Regions from separate parts of the Homo sapiens genome. Here region 1 is linked to region 2. Evidence: read pairs that join two places in POLR2A ChIA-PET (ENCODE). Cell type or tissue: GM12878. All regions are shown on one strand.

Region 1 (2,500 bases), 200 kb after region 2:
AGGGATCACTTCAGGGGCCTAAGAAATAGTAACCAAAGAAGCAGGAGACATGGAAGAGATCAATGCTTCAAAAATCTTTCACTGAATTATAATCTAAGATCATGACAATCACAGCAATAATGATAATAAATTCATTGTATGGGCTTTTCTTAAGTCACTTAATACACAATCCTATTGAGGTATATGCTATCTCAATTTTACAGAAGGAATTAGAGGCACAGAAAGGTAATGTTATCTGCCCAATGTTATCTATCCAGGAGGGCAGGAAACAGCTGGCTCTGCAGTCCATGCTTTTAGTAATTTTTGTTTGTTTTTTGACAGGGTCTTACTCTGCTGCCCAGGCTGGAATGCAGTGGCATGAACACTGTTCACTGCAGCCTCGACCTCCTGAGCTCAAGCAATCCTCCCACCTCAGCCTCCTGAGTAGCTGGGACTACAGGTGCATGCCACTATGCAGGCTAATTTTAAAATTTGTTGAGATGGATTCTCGTTGCATTGCCCAGGCTGATCTCAAACTTCTGGTCTAAAATGAACCTCCTGCCTCAGCCTCCCGAAGTGGTGAGATTATAGGCATAAGCCACTGCACCAGGCTAGTGATTGCTAACACTTAAATAGCACTTCCAAGTGCCTTGACACTTTTCTAAACACTTTGTATTCACTAATTCGTGTAATTCTCACTATAGTTTTTTAAGGTAAATACTATCGTTATCTCCATTTTATAGATGAGGAAACTGAGGAACAGGAAGATCATATAAACTGCCCAAGGTCATAGATGTGGAACATTCTGAACTAACACCAGACTATTGGGCCCTATGGTGGTGCTCAGATGTTACTTGGAAAGTATAATGCTCACAGAAGCACTCTCTCTCTCTAGGGGAATACTTGTTTCCATCATTTGTTTTACTCTCTGTAGAGGGAAACATTCCTTTCCAAAGGAGATTTCATCTTCTGACTAGTAAATCAGACTCAGAATGAGCTATGATTCATTTACAGGTAAGTCACAAGCTTTATTCCTGGCCAGATAAGAAATCAGTAATTTGGTTTTGTCTGAAGAGATTTGGGAATTCCCCCAAGATGATTTCCTGGAGTGGGTCAGAATGCCACCTACACACTAGGTTAATGACTTCAGTGTTCTGCTTGGTTCGCTGATGACAGGAAACTGGTAAAACAAAGAGGGTGAGAAACCAGCTGTATCACAGTAATAAATATTACTCAGATTTAGGCTCTTCTTCCTAGTTCCTGAGTTTTTTTAACTTTCAAGCTTTCACTCAGACAATATGCAATGATTAGCTAATACAGTTTGTTTTAGTATTACAAATGATGATGGCAGATTTTGCGGGGAATTTGTTTTAAAGTTAATGTTATCATATTTTTACAATTCTTGTTTTCAATAGTTTGAAAAAGTTCTGTTGGGATCCTGAATTCTTAATTTTGACTGAGATCTAGTGAGATTAGTTGTCTCTTTTGGAGATAATTTTAGAGGCATAAAAATGGTAAATCAATTTTTTTTCAATTATTAGAAATCATGTGCACAAAATAGTCAAGGGGAAAGATTAGCAACTGCTTTTTTAATATAGCATTAATTGATTTCACAAATAGTTACTATGCTGCTACTGTATTTTTTAGGCATCAGAGATAGAGTTGTGAGGAAGACAAGGCAAGATCCTTGACCTCCAAATGTTTATAGTCTAGCAAGATAAATTAATAAATATATAATTAAGTAATAGGTAATGATAAATTCTATAAAGAAAAATTAACCAGGTGAAGGAGATAGAGAATAATGGAAGCAAATCAGAATTAAAATAGGAATTTCAGAGAAGGCCTCTTTGAGGTTTTATTGTTATTGTGATAGAAAGTTTCATGGCTCTGATTTTACCGTTTTAAAACGTAACTCTAGCTACAAGGAGAAAAGACTGTATTTATGGGAGCAAGTGTAGAATCAGGAACACCAGTTAAGAGTCTATTATAATAGTCTAGGTTCTCAACCTTGTCTGCTGCTTAGAATTCCCTGGAGATAATTTTAGCCAGCCCCAGTTGAAACCAGTTACTATATGTCAAAATCTTTGAGAGTAGAGTCCAGGAGTTGATATTTCTCAAGGTTCCTCTGGTGATTTTAATATATAGCCAAGGTTGGAAAAGGTTGTGGAAGAAAGATATCAGACAACAAGTCTAGGGCAGTTTTCTAAATCTAGTAGGAACACGGAAGCTGTTAAAACAGGACTGGCTTCTTTTCTGGATTTATTTTCTTCTTTAAGGAATATGGTTAGGTCAGAGAACAAAGCAAATTCTTAAAGAGGAAAACATTTATCAGGAAATGATGAAGATGGATTTTGGCTAAGAAGCATTAACTAATATACTACTAGGAAGCAGTGGTAAATGAAAATGTTTGTCATGTTTGTTTCTTCAAATATTCTAGTATGGAGTCCATGGATGAAAATGTTTGTGAAAGGATGATGTAGGAGACTGGGTCTCTAGCAGTTATCTATGGAGGTGGCTAGAT
Region 2 (2,500 bases):
TATATCCAGTTTTTTGAGGGTTTAACGGTTGGTTTTCGAGCATTTTTTTTTTACTGTCTTCTGTGGTGATCAGTGTATGCAAATTTTTCACTTCTTTTTGTGTTCAGTTGATTGTATACTTATATAGGAAATAATGCATTCAAATGTGTTGAATGCATTATTCACAGAGACAGGGGTTCATAATTTATATATTTAATTTCATCTGTATTTCTAGTTATTCTTCTTTTCTCATTTCTAATTTTCTATAATTTTGCTCTTTTCTCCTTTTAATCAGCCTCACAAGATTTATCTATTTTGTTCTTTCAAAGAAACAAGTTCTTTATTTACTAATTACTTCAACCATTCTTTTTGCCATATATTTTATTTTTCAGCTTTCATCTATGTATTTATTCTTCCTAGTTGCTCTTTTTTAATAAGAATTATAATTTTTCTAATTTCCTTAAGTGAATAATTGGTTCATTTTTATTTTATTTCTCAAAGGCAGGTTCTTAAACCAATCAATTCTTCTCCGAGTGTAGCTTTCTTGTCTTGTACATTTTGCTATTAAAGTGTTCTCCTTGTCATTCTTTTATAGAAATTTAGAAATTTCTGTTTTGGCTTCTTTTTGTTTAGGAGTGACCACTTTTGGACATTTAATAGTAATTGGTTCTCCAATTATTGACTTCAGTGAGTTTATTTTTGATGTAATTCTGCAATATCTAATGAAAACATCAAAGGTATTCAGCTGCCTGCCCCTAAGTGCAGTAAACCCTGATACATCACATCCAGGCATTACTTCTACATTTCTGTCAGTATTTCTATAATTATTTTTTTTAATTACACCTTTTTTCCATGTGAAACTTTAAGGGCAAGTTAAAGTATTTAAAACATGTTCGTGTTCCTTCCACTGTTCTTCTCCTGGTTCCTCTCCTTCTTGTCCTATGACCATGCACTTCATCAAGCTGAAACAAATCTGTGTGCTGGGTCACCGGAGAGCTGAGTAAACACAGGAACGTAGTACCCCAAGTAAGCGCTGAAAATGAGGGACATGCGGTGCCTCTAAGATGTTCACATCACCTATTTGGCTTCTGTTCTGCAGTAGTGACAGCTCTAGTTGGCTGTAGTAGGAACTGAAATTTTAAAAGGGGAAGGGGGTGTGGAGGTGTAAACCAGCGTTTGAAGGAACTCATCTTGCAGTTCTGGATGTTGAGGATCTGGGATAACAGACTGAGCAGACAGGAACTGGCCAAAATGGAAATGTTCAAGCAGAGGCAGCTTGGCCCTCTATCAAGAAAATTCTGGAGAGCCACAGAGGCTGGAGGAATAGGAGAACTTCAGGTAATCTCTATATCTCCTTACAGCAATATCTATAATTCTTTAGCAGGAGCAAAGAAGACAGGAAGGAAGTTTTCTTCCCCTCCTTCTCCAGCTTGTCTCTGGTTCTATTCAGCTTAAGTCAATTTCACAGTCCCATTTATCCTCGGCTTGTGCGTGACCAACCTTAGGAAGAAAATCTTTGGAATTGAAAACCTCAACTGGCCATTGTAAAAGGGCAAGCAAGCCTCAAGATGGTGTATGTTTGTTCAGGGAAGGGGGCATAGGCTACAATTTTAGGAAGTGTGCAAGGAATATATATATATATAGTTTTAATGTTCTTTAAAACCACCTCCTTCCTGTTATGAGCCCCATCCCCTCAAGCCAGCAGGGAATGTCACGTGAGTCCTGAACAGGATGCTCTCCACCTCCAGAGCGGATGTGCCTTCAGACACCTGTATCCTAGGTGTCTCTGACAGCATAGCATCATCCAGGCCCACAGCATCCCTGAAGTCCTCAGCTTTCTGCTTCTGCAGCATGCTCAGGCCACAGGACCCCCGGGCCCCCCATGCCAGGCTCCCCATGTGTGTCCCCTGCTGCCTCTTCTGAGGTCTGGATGCCACTTGCAGGCCCACAGACCACCCCGTTATGCCTCTCACCTCTCCAGCCTGCCTCCTGGACACCCTGGGCCGTCTCGGCAGTGGGGGCCATCCCCCCAGCCCCCCACCTCCGACAGCCACAAGCTTTTCCAGGCTGCTTCTGTTTTTCTCCTCGACAACTCTCTGGGATAAAGAGCTCCAAACTCCAAAATCCCACTTGAAATGGCAAAAAGAAGGATGCAAGGAGAAAATATGAATTAATATCTCACAAATACTATGCCCTACAAACCAGACAACCTCCTTCATATCTAGTGCAAATTAGATTCCTTTTTTCACTCATTCCCTCATTCAACTGAAATGTATTGAGGGCCTCTTGCATGTCAGGTCGATGGCCAGGTCCTCCCAGCTGAACCCTCAGTGTAATACTTTCCCACCGGGCGTCACTTGTACCTGTCCTTGTCTCTCTCCCGCTCTACTCCTCTGGACCACAGGGGATTTGAGTTCCACGTTGTGACATTCATCTTCACTCCCTCATGATCTAGAACTAGACATTCTCTATTCTAGAATATAATACAATAAATATTGGCAGGAAGGCAGGACAGACTAGA

Evidence for each region. Peaks named below come from ENCODE experiments on the same cell type or tissue, not always from the same donor. Only the 100,000 strongest peaks of a DNase experiment are listed, where the experiment ranks them.
Region 1: POLR2A ChIA-PET joins it to region 2 with 6 read pairs; 1 of 35 experiments calls an interaction of 5 or more read pairs at or near these places.

What each region holds. Positions count from the first base shown.
Region 1 is chr7:117,434,592-117,437,091 of GRCh38, forward strand. No RefSeq gene overlaps it. Among named protein-coding and RNA genes, the nearest start is that of ASZ1, 8.3 kb to the left of the region's middle. RefSeq lists enhancers at 216-1,997, 759-1,352, 913-1,191 and cis regulatory regions at 980-986, 1,059-1,068. In GM12878, no CTCF peak of the experiment used is centred here; a DNase peak (open chromatin) is centred at 1,120.
Region 2 is chr7:117,236,759-117,239,258 of GRCh38, forward strand. All of the region lies in intron 2 of LOC105375466 (a long non-coding RNA gene), which reads left to right. Among named protein-coding and RNA genes, the nearest start is that of ST7-OT3, 55 kb to the left of the region's middle. In GM12878, no CTCF peak of the experiment used is centred here; a DNase peak (open chromatin) is centred at 1,033.